Regions from separate parts of the Homo sapiens genome. Here region 2 is linked to region 1. A link is a contact called in ENCODE Hi-C or POLR2A ChIA-PET data. All regions are on one chromosome and are shown on one strand. Each heading gives the region's core, a stretch centred on a gene start or an enhancer-like site at or near the end of the contact. The rest is flanking DNA. Distances are from core to core; before and after follow the strand shown. Region 1 overlaps LPP (LIM domain containing preferred translocation partner in lipoma). Region 2 overlaps LPP (LIM domain containing preferred translocation partner in lipoma).

Region 1 (5,618 bases), core at 831-3,330:
CTGTCTGTAAGAAGAAGTTGAGTGAATACATTGACATTTTCAGCCCATGGTAGATCCTGCTTTGCCCTTCCGGCTCTATGTGACCTGATGCTTCAGAGGAAGAGTGAATACATTTGCTGTTCAACTAACAATTGTGTGTAATTTTCAGCCTGCCTTATTCTTCAATGCTGTCTTCCCACGCCTCCACCACATGCCACAGCATATCTGCTTCGCAATTACGCTGGTAGGGACTTACCCCGTTTGGAAAAGGTTTGCCTAAATACTTATTTACTTGTGCATGATACATCTTGATTGATACCTTGTTAATCTCTGAGATCAACCCAAGAATCCTTCCTTCAAGGGGGAGGATAGAAGAGTCAGGGAAACGGGTGACAGAAAAAGAGAAAAAGAGGACTGTGCTTCCTCACTGATGAGCAAAGAGGAGAATTACAGATGATATCAAAACAATGAGGAGAATCACGGGTGATATCGAATCTGCTTTACTTGGCGTTGGCTACTTGTAAAGTCAAGATCTTTCATAGACTCATAAAAGCTTGTGAGCAGAGTTGTCATTTGTACCATCTAATTCCATCACTACATTTTTCGAGAAGGACACAAGATTTCAGAGATAACGGAAGTTACACAGTGGGCTCATGGCGGAGCCAAGACTAGAAGCTGGGTCTGAATTCTGAAGATCAGGCATCTTTCCACTAAATACTGAGATGTGAACAATAATGGAGAGCCGTATAGCCCAGAGGGGAAACCACATTATACCACTTTAGTGGATGATTAGGAAAGCAGTTTTGAAATTCCAGGAAGGTACTGACTTTTGTATAAAGAGAATGTTTAAAAAAAAAAAACCTTCAAAGTTATAGGAGAGTGTTATTTAAATTGTAACAGCTTGTTTAAATGAAGAAAATGTTGCTAAGGGACATGAATGCTAAACGTTAGTCTGCCATCAGCTACTTCTGATGTTTAAGTCAAATAGTCCCTCAGTTCTGTGGTGTTAATCTACGTCCCTTTTCTAATATCATTCATTTATTCAGTGCACACTGACCAAGAGCTAGGCCTTGAGTTAGTTGCCAGGAAGATATAGGGACTAATACAATGTCATTTAAAGATTAATAGAAATGCTCTAAGTCAATTATTCTCAACCCTTGAATCAGAGTATATACATAAAGATCCCCATATGAGGTTAGTGTGCAGACTGTTTTGATAAACACTACTCTAAGTTTATTGCACTGGATGTTGGATAATATGATGTAACGGTTGTTTGTTTTTCAGTTTTGGTGATCTATATAAATCTTTTTAGAAGAGTAGCATATTGATTTGGACGAAAAAAAGGAAAATATGACCAAACACTACTTCTTTCTGTTTTTGTGGGTGACAGTGACTTGACATTCACATGGTATCCTGAGAGAGGCTTAGTAGCTTTGTTAGTATTAATTGTCAGTTTGCCTATGGCACTAAGTTTTCCCACCTACGTGGGGCGGGTCCTGGTCATCACATAGCCTTTTGTAGTTATTTGCTTTCTGTTGTGCCTTGATTTTTTTTTTCTGTTGACTATTGGCTTCATCACTTTGTGGTCCTGTGGCTTATTATGATTAGATTTGAGGGTACAGAATAGAGAAAACATTATGGCAAGTAGAATTCAAGAGCTGGAATGGAAATAATAAGAGCAAAAACTACTGTTAAGTGCTGATTTCCTTTGAATTGTGGTGTTTTCCTTTCTTCTCCAAATAGGGAGGTAGTACAGAGTGAAGACCGGAGATTTGGAGTTAAAGATCTGTGTCCCAGCTTCAGCTTTGCTATTTGTTAGCTGTATATCCTTGAGCAAGTTATTCAACCTCTTACAGTCTTACTTTCTTGATTTGCTAGATGTGGGTAATGATAGTGCTACCTCATATGGCAGTCAGGATGACTGTGTGGCCATTGAAAATTTGCTAGACATATAATAAACCTTCAATAAACACTTGTTTATTGTCAGTCTCTAGTCTTCTTAGGACCGCTGGGGGAACAGACAGAAGAGCAGCAGAGGAGTTGATAAGTGAAACCTCTTAGGTTCTTCTTAATTGCTTGCATGTGACAATTTCTGAAAGAGCAATGCTGAGGAAGCAGCAGCTCCCCAGCTCCCTTCAGCAGTAGGCATCTTGCTTAGAGGAGGGCCACTGCTCTTGCTTTCCTGTCTGCTGATGGTGGTTGTGTATTCTCAGAGCCTCTCTGGAAATCTTCCCTTTCACTTCTTGCTTTCATGATGATTATGAACTTCGAGTGAAACCTAGCTAGAATGAGGGGAAGTAAGAGCAGTGTAAATCTTGGTCCAGCAACACCAGTTCTCACCACTGCTTATTTTTGTGTTTACATGGGTCTCTCTTAGAAGCCAAGAGCCCCAATGATATGTGCTAGTTCATCTGTTCATTAAACTTGTGAAGTTTCATCAAACCCATTTATCAAAATGAAGGGCTGTAATGAAGATTTTAGAGAAAGAAAGCACTCTAAAATATTAGAGCTGATTGGGACTTTACAGGTATTCATTTTGCAAATGAGTGTCATCTCTTGTTAAAGGTCACACTTGTATAGCTGAGACTAGAACTGGGGCCACAGGGACTCTATGTCTATACTATTGGATTTATCACTTTCCTTGGATCCATCCTACATGATTCAATTTTTAATACCTGGAGTTTTCACTCTTGTTATCTTCCTATTCAAGGATAAAAGCTCTAGCTTCTTATCTTTATATAAAACCTTTAAAAGGCAGAACTCATGTTATCTTTTAAAACTTTCCCCTAACTGTTCTCCCTGAATCCCTCATTTTGGTGCCGCTGGTCTGATCCCTGTCCTACAGAAATGCCTTGCTTCATACCCAAGCTCACAGTATTATTTCTAATCTTTGCCCTGGTTACTCCAGTTTTCTTTTATTTACTCAGCATTCAAAGTCCTGGTTAAGGGCTACCTCTGCCAAGCTTATGCTAGCTTTTCTGACATCCCCCAAGATTTTTCATGTGCTTTCTGTGTTGCTCTCTTTCTCTTTTCACATTTATAAATATTTCTTCCTCAAATAGTCTTTGAGCTCTTTGAGTAAAGAATAAGAATCTGATTCATCTATAGCTCCAGTGCCAGGCAAATAAATTCATTCATTCATTAAATTAACAGACATTTTTATTGAGTACCTATCATGTGGTAGCCCCTGGAATTATAAAATGATAAATATTTCCACTCTCAAGGATTTGCGAGTTTAGTTTGGGGAACAGGAAAGCAGATGGGCAGAGCACCATGTGACGAATATGTGACAACAGTATGTAGATGCTGTGGGATTGTACTATAAGGATGTATAACTTGAACTGTAGAATATAGTGCAAGATTTGCCTTCAAGGACTAGTAGAAAGTAATGCTTATGATCTAAATTGATGCATAGTATGTTGGAAGTCATTTTTAGACAAGAAGTAGCTTGTTTCAGAGGGAGCAGAGATCAAACCTAGGAAAAAAATGTGAATTTCTATCAGAAAAGTACTGCAAAATGACCTCAGAATAAATAGAAAACTACTACTATTATCATAGAAGTTACTGGCAATATGATTAATGTCTGTTAAAAGAAGATGTATTTAGATGACTTTATGCTGAATTTGGATAACCTTTAAAAAACCAGATAATTCCAGTGTAGTTATTAAATATCCTAGACAGTAGAGGAGGTTGGAGAAAACTCCCCTATCAAAACCTAATCATGATAAGTAAAACAAGCAGAAAAAAATGCTATAAAATGATCTTTATTATGATTATATGTACACAAATTATAGATAAAATAGCCTAGTTAATTCATTAATATATCAAAACACAAGTGTAACAAAGGATTTATTCTAGGCATGCAAAGATGGTTCAATATGTAGACTTTATCAACATATTTCATTACATCATCAAATTAAGGGAGGGAAAAAGAGTTGAATGTATCAGTGGTTGCTAAAGAGGGCACTGCAGCTGTAACTAGATAGGATTTTATTCCACAAATGCCAAGATAGTTCAATATCTGGAAATCTATCAGCATGCTTCATTACATCACCAAATTAAGGGAAGATAAAAGAGATGATTGTATCAGTGAATGCTATAGCAATTCTAGAAAGATATGAGTAACTAAGAAAGAGTAACGTTCATTCATTCTCCCATTTCTATGTAACATACTTGTTTAAGGGGCTTCCTGCCTAGGCATTGTGCCGGTATAGTGAGACTAGTTGGAGTTTCCAACTTGTTGGGACATGTAGGCAGGTAAATAAATGGCTTTCTTGTGGATTGTTATAAGTATGCCGAAAGTACTAAAGAGCCTAGAAAAAGGAATTAGGCTACTCTTCCTTGGAGAAGTTAGGGAAATGTTCACAGAGTTAGAGACATTTGAGCTGAGACAATATAAAAATATAGGGCTTGGTAGAACGTGAAGAGAGGGAAACGGCATTGTTGATGGTGAACACAGCATGAGCAAGGGTTCAGAATCATGAAAACTTATTATAAATCCTGGGAATGGGGTCACTGGGTCACTGCTGACATGCAGAAGAATGGTAAGAGAAGATACTGAGGAGGACATCTGCAAACAAATGATTGGTCAGAAGATGGGCCTCTCAGGAGGAGCAGCTGGAGGTGCTTCTTCATGGAGGGCAGCATGCGGGTAATTTATGATGCTGGGGATAACTGAAATGACTGTGGAGCCAATGATTTGCATATTGATACTTACATTTTATTTATACTCTCCCAGAAATTGCCTGTTTCTTTATATCTGTGCTATATCCGAAAAGCCAAGATGATACAGTCAGTCAGTAACTTGGGATTACTATGAAAAATGTGAATCTTTGCTTAAGAAAATACTGCATCCTATATTAACCAATTTTTCAACCTTTTATTATAAAATGACTTTAGATTTATAGAGACCTTCCAAGGATAGTATTAAGCCATTTTAAAAATTATAATTAACATTTATACTACCAATGTGCATAATGCATTAAAAGTTTTAAACCTTTACTTGATCCCTTTTATTTCACACTTATATTCACTTTAGTCATACTGAAAGCAAACCAGTCACTTTTATCCCAATTTAGTAGAAGACCAAGCCTCAATTAAAAGCAAAAGCAAAACCAAAATTGGCATTTCTCAGCCATGTGAGATGGGTTTGGTTTTGGTATTTAGAAAAAAAAAATCATCTGAAGTTATTCCAAATGAACAGCTAAATTTAAAAACCACGAGTAAAACAGACATTCATTGGTAGTTTTTCTATATTGGTTTTGTGCTAGGCCTTAATGGTAGTTTATAAATGTGTAAAATATGGTCCCTACCCTTTTAAGGAACTCAAGTTTAGCAAGTATGTATGTGTCTTTGTGTGTGTGTATATATATACATGTATGTATGTGTGTGTATATATGAATATGTAAAAGGTACGGGGGAAAGAAAAAGAAAAGAAAGGCCCTGTAACCAGAGTGAAAAGCCAGTACCATCACTGGCTTCAATAGCATGTGTCCTGATTACCAGTTTAGAGTCTTTGTCATTGATTCATGTTATCCTCGTCTTTTAAGAAAACTATACATCAAGCTGTTCTTCCAAGCAAGATGGTCATAAAATTGCCATTGACTTTCTACAAGAATAGAGGCTTCTTTTTTTCTCAC
Region 2 (5,841 bases), core at 2,479-4,978, 68 kb after region 1:
GATATTCTCTGGGAATTTGTTATTTTATGAATGTTCCTGACTGAAATTTAAATAAAAATAAAATCCAGAGTATACTTCCCCCTTTAGTAACAGATAGAAGTGACACCTTGTTGAATTCCATTTCTGGATTACTCTGTTTTTATTTTCATCTATTGGCACCCAGGACCTGGTGTTTGGTTTGTAACTATGATGAGTGGGTTGGGATTAATATGAGAAATTCCGCAATGAGTAAGTCGGAACTATTCGGTGTTATGTCCAAGAAAGCTCACATGTCCTAGTTAAGGCTGTGTGAAGTGAATTGGACCATCCTGATGTGGTGGCCCCAAACACTGGGCTTAATCCTCTGGTGTGACTGCTTTCACAGGTCTTTTCAAGAGCCTAAGTACCATAAAATATTCTCACAAAAGCCTTCATTCCAAAGAATGTGTGTGTCGGCTCATGTCAAGAGCTTTTAGTGTAGAACAATGTGTCGAAAACCACAATCTAATAAACAAACAGATAATCTAGTTCAGTTTTGTCTAAGTAATATAATGTCTTTATTAAACTATTTCCTGCACCTTTAGCTCTATTCAGAAGGAGAAAGTTCTGCGTGGGAATGTGTGTATATTTACTCTTAATAGGAGGCCGTGTAGCTCCTGTGACTGGATGTCTTGTTTTTCTCTTCTGAGTAGCTCTTGTTTTCCATGGTGGGAATTTTCCGTCTTGGTAATTTGGTATTTTACTTGGTTTTCATTGTGAAGTGTGGAAGTGTGTACACCTTAGTTTTAGAAATGTTGTTTTATCACCTGCATCTCAGTTATCAAGGGCCAAGTCAGAAAGTTCTCACGTGTTTTTAAGCCTTTCTACCAGACCTTGAACTATCCATTAAGTCAAAGGGGATAGGCTATTTCCATGAAGAAGGTTTAGGGATTCCTGGCAGGGCAGGAAGAAGGGGCAAGATTTGCGAGGATCAGAATCCTAGGTACTCTCCTTTAGACTGCCTGGTGACTACTCATTTGTCATATGGAAAATCATGGCTCAATAGTTCAGTAGAATATAACTTTGTGGAAATTTCTGAATATTAAAGGCTTCATTTTCAACACGGCAGTGAGATGGGAGAGTCAGGGTCATTCATTGGTATTGTCCACGTTACTGGTTGCTTTTTGTCTGATCTTGCCTGGAGAATTATTTTTAAGTAATGTGCCTGGAAAGTGCCTACTTACAGTTAGGTTAACGGCCATCTTATGGCATCAGGAGGAGCTTTCTGGCTATACCTATTAAAGGAAGCCTTAGTCTCTTATTGCCATTAATTGACCCTTGCATTTTGAGTCATAGAATCATAAACCATCAGTGTCGAGAGGGCTACTAAGCAGTTTCCTTGGATTAATAAAGCTTGTATCTTCTTTATAATATTCATGTCAAGTGGCCTTCCTGCCTCTACTTGAATACTTCCAGTTATTTGTCAATCTCACATCCTCAAACCAGGTAATTTCTATTTAATTTTTGCCCTTAATCTTCAGGGTTTATAAATACCTATTGATAATACCTTCGTTAATATGGTGCTTTGAAACTCTTCATTTTTTTCCCTAAATAAACTTGTAATTTTTCTTTCTATATCATGACAGTAGAGGCTCATATTTTTATGCCTTTTAGTCTCAGTTATATTTTTGTCTGAAGAGCTAAATATACTTGAAAAAAGTGGTTTCTGTCATCTCAGAACATATATATATATATATATATATATATATATATATATGCTGTGTAAACTCCACCTGTTTGCTAATCATAACATTCATTTTTCTCAATGTGATGGATTTTGTCACCACCTCCCCCCGCCCCCCCGCCTTTATGGCATTGCTATGTGAATCATTGCAAAAACTCTGCACTAACATTTTTCATTCTGTTTATAAGGTTCAAATAGATAGAACAATTTTCTCTAGGCTTTAGCTCTGGTGTGTATAATTCTGGTCAGGCTCCTAATCTTTTTGAGGGATAGTTTCCTTATCCATAAAATGGACCTAAGAAAAGCAATCCTATGGGGACAATATAAAACTTGTTTAGCTGCAATCTTAACTCAGACTTGCTTCCTGAAATTCCTCAATCTAATATTAAATAGGGGTTTTTTGTTTAAATGTGGTAGCAAGATTATAGTTACAAAAAGAATAGAACAATGCATTAAAAAATAGAAGTATCTTAAATAATATGTTTAAATTTTTTAAAAATATGCTGAAATTATAAAGAAATTCTTAGAAAATCATGAGGAACTCTGGAAAATAGGTACGATGAATACAAGAACTTTTGCTCTTGTCTATACTTGTCCTTGCACTGATGTTCCTACTCTGAGTCTAGCACTATGTGCAGACTTCCCTTCTTATGGTATGTTGTGGTGAGCAGAATAATAGCCCTCAAAGTTGTCCACGTCTTAATCTCTGGAACATGTGAATATGTTAGGGTACATGCCACAGGGAAATTAATGATGCACATGGAACTAAGGTTGTTAATCAGCTAACCTAAGATAATGAAATTATCCTGGAGTATAAGGATGGGCCCAACGCTATTACAAGTGTGATAGCAAATGGAAGAAGAGGACAGAGGAGGTCTTTGAAGTGATGTGATGTGAGAAAAACTTAACGTGTCTTTGCTGGCTTTGAAGATGGAGGAAGGGGCCACAAGCCAAAGAATGAGGAGTAGCTTTGAGAAGCTGGAAAAGACAAAGAAGTGGATTCTCTGGAGAGACTCCAGAAAGGAATGCTGCCCTGCCAACACCTTGATTTTAGTGCATTGATATGCATAACTGATTTCTGATTTATAGAACAGTAAGATAAATATATTTCTGTTCTTCTAAACAACCAAGCTTGTGGTACTTTGTTGTAGTAACAACAGAAAACGAATACACACAATATCATGTTAAAATGATCTGTTTATATGTTTTTCTCCTTTCTAGGCAATGAATTCCTCAAGGGTAACAATGCTATCTTTGAAAAATCATTTTAGTCCATTTCCATATGAAAAGAATACGAAATGTCCTGTCAAACACCAGAGGTGGTATTTACTCAGTGTGTATGCACCATATGCCTGGCACTGCCCTGGGTATTTTGCTTTGAAAATTTTATTTCCTGTCTGTTTAACCCTACTAAATCTTAACTTTCTTATCTGTAATGTGAGTCTATGGACTAGATCAGGTTTGGCAAACTTTTCTGTAAATCTGGTAACTAAATATTTTAGGTTTTATAGGCCATATGGTATTTGTCACAACTATTCATTTCTGCCACTGGAATGCAAAAGCAGCCATAGACAATAAGTAAATGAATGACCTTGGCTATGTTCCAAAAGAACTTTATCTACAAAAACAGGAGGTGGTCTGGATTTGGCCATTTGGCTGTTGCTTGTTGACCTGTAGACTAGCGGACCTCTTTATTCTGTTCTAATTCCTGTCTAATATGATTATTCTGTCAGTTTATAACATTGTGCCGTGTCAGTTAAGCCAAGGAAGTGCCAGTAAGACCTGAAGAAGGAACTCAAGTGATTGGATGGGTCTGTTTATAAGAAGAAGCATAATATTGGAGACTCAAGTGCCAGGAAGGGGACTGTCACCATGTCCTTGGCAAATGGACCTGGGACAAATTCTCTTTAGGATGAGACATAAGGAGATCCTTGAATGCCAAAGCTGAGCTCGCTGAACTTGAAACTCAGTGAACTGGAACTACTGCTGGAGGAATAAAAGGGAGCAATAAATCCTTTGCACTCCAGAATGAAAGACCTTCTGAGGCAGCTGGCCAAATGAAGCAGGAGGAGGGAACAAGTTCCTCACTCAGCTAAATTATGTCTTTGGGCTGGCCGACCTGGTCTGCTAAAATAACAAGGTGGCTGAACTTCTGCTCAGAACACGTCACCAAATTTTGCAATTTGGGACTGTCTTCTATCCCATGACTTCCTAATCTGAGGAAGTGAAGAAAGCAGAGTGAATGAAACCCAAGGATTGACTTTTTTATGGAGGGCCTCCTTAGAGACAAAAGTTGATTTTTCAAGAGAACCCTTTATATTGTGAACTCTGTATTCTAATTCAAAAACCGTTAAGTTCTTGGATGAAGAACATCCAATAGATTTTGGAGGTCTTGTAAACTTTGCTATTGATCTGGGACTTAACCTTTGCAGATGTGGGACTGTGTGTTTATACATCAAAGTGGGTAAAGAAGAGCCCATCCAGAGCTAGGCAGACGGAATTGGGATATGTTTGTTTGTCTGATTGCCCGGTTGTGGTGGTTGTGGTGGTGGCGGTTGTTTTGACTTGGTTACATCATCGCATTTTTGAGGACAAAACTACCCTCTTTGATTGGTATGTTACAATAGCTTGTTTATGTCTTGCAAATTGTTCGAGAACAGTTTGTCCATTAAAGAAAAAAGTGACCTAGTAATACTCCCCTACCCAGGGGAATGTCGGGTTAATCAGTTGCACAAGGGCTTGATATGCCAAGTCAGTACTACCCCGAGGCTCCGTATGCAGTTCCTTTCCAAGATTTTTAAACATTCTGGGGAGAACACAATATTTGTTTATTTGGCTTCTAGGACTTTGTTTTGTTATCGTTTTAGTTACGGTCTTATGCTTTTCTCTCACTCCCTGTCTTTCTTTTACCCCTAACTCTTTGGAGCCCTGGTGTGCTAAGAGCCATGTTAACAGTAAAGCATCTATTCAATAAACACTTAACTATATTTTATATTTGAGCTTCTAAATGTTTGTGAAGAATGTGTTTCTGGGCAAGTCACATAAAGAATAATCTCACAGTAAAAATAACTTATATTTATGTAGGACATTATAGTTTTTATGGTATTTCTAAATTCAGTAAAAGGCGAAAGATTTATACCATCTGAAGAAAAACCAGGGTGTTGTATTTTTAAATTTAAATACTTTGGTCTACACAACCCTGGGTAGTATAAAAGGTAAGTGCTGTTGCTCTCATTTACAAACAAAAATATTGAGAATCAAAAGTTTCATGATTTCCCTAGGTTCACACACATCTAGTAAATGGTTCCAAGTGGACAAAAACTTACACATTTTAATGTCGCAGAGCTATTTTTTTATATATGTAAGTTACCTAACTGCAGCAGTGATTGCCGAGATCATCCCTATGGTGATGTTCAATTGAGTCTCCCTATTTCAATCTTTCAACCTCTCTTTTCTTCTCTCTCTCTCTCATACACACACACACACACACACACACACACACACACACACGCACACATAAACCACATACACACACATTTTGAAATTGGTAGTCACTCAGTTTCTCAATCTTCCTTTAAAGACTAATTTATTGGGCTAGAATTTATGGGTGTAGTTGTCAAAAATTCCTGCATATACCCACTCAGGAAATATTTTCCCAAATCTTCTCCATCTCAACTCTGTGAGGCATTGGAAGAGGTGCTTTTAGGATAGACTGATGACTCATATATGATGTCTGCCCTCAGGGAGCACACAGTTTAGTGAGGTAAATGTCTCATGAATATTCCACAAGATCCACCTTGATAATGCTCTAAAGTTACTATAGAGGGCTGAAGGTGGGAAGATGCTTTCGTCTGGTGGCAAAGGATAGTAGTGTAGGGTGACATGGGCCTCCAAGAATAGCTTGGGCTCAGATAGTGGAGAGGAAACTCTTAACGGAGACAGAGGTGTGAGCAAAGTCTTGGTGTCCAGGAAGCCAGAGGAAGCATTCTGGCAGATTACCGGGTATGTGGCTTAGCAAAAGTCATTATTCTGAAATATAAAATGTCCAGTGCTGCTGTCTGCAGTATTAGTCTCAAAGGATACATACTCACCAGTACATTCCAGAGTTTGTTGACAAACTTTGACAACAAAGCTTATCA

What was found. Hi-C counts contacts between places; a loop is a spot of excess contacts on that map. ChIA-PET counts read pairs that join two places held with the same protein, here RNA polymerase II (POLR2A).
Region 2: a loop to region 1 is called in a map of psoas muscle, with 2.2 times the contacts of the local background. The contact joins two enhancer-like sites. A Hi-C loop is called at or near these places in 1 of 168 maps with a recorded cell type or tissue (psoas muscle). POLR2A ChIA-PET finds 5 or more read pairs at or near these places in 5 of 52 experiments (B cell, OCI-LY7, Panc1 and 2 more).

Annotation. Positions count from the first base shown.
Region 1 is chr3:188,398,536-188,404,153 of GRCh38, forward strand. The region is part of intron 3 of LPP (LIM domain containing preferred translocation partner in lipoma); the gene reads left to right. Among named protein-coding and RNA genes, the nearest start is that of LPP-AS1, 170 kb to the right of the region's middle. Within about 2 kb of position 2,081, at least 7 of the 41 ENCODE cell types and tissues checked have a DNase peak (open chromatin) inside an H3K27ac peak, as active enhancers do.
Region 2 is chr3:188,465,108-188,470,948 of GRCh38, forward strand. All of the region lies in intron 4 of LPP (LIM domain containing preferred translocation partner in lipoma), which reads left to right. Among named protein-coding and RNA genes, the nearest start is that of LPP-AS1, 100 kb to the right of the region's middle. Within about 2 kb of position 3,729, at least 11 of the 41 ENCODE cell types and tissues checked have a DNase peak (open chromatin) inside an H3K27ac peak, as active enhancers do.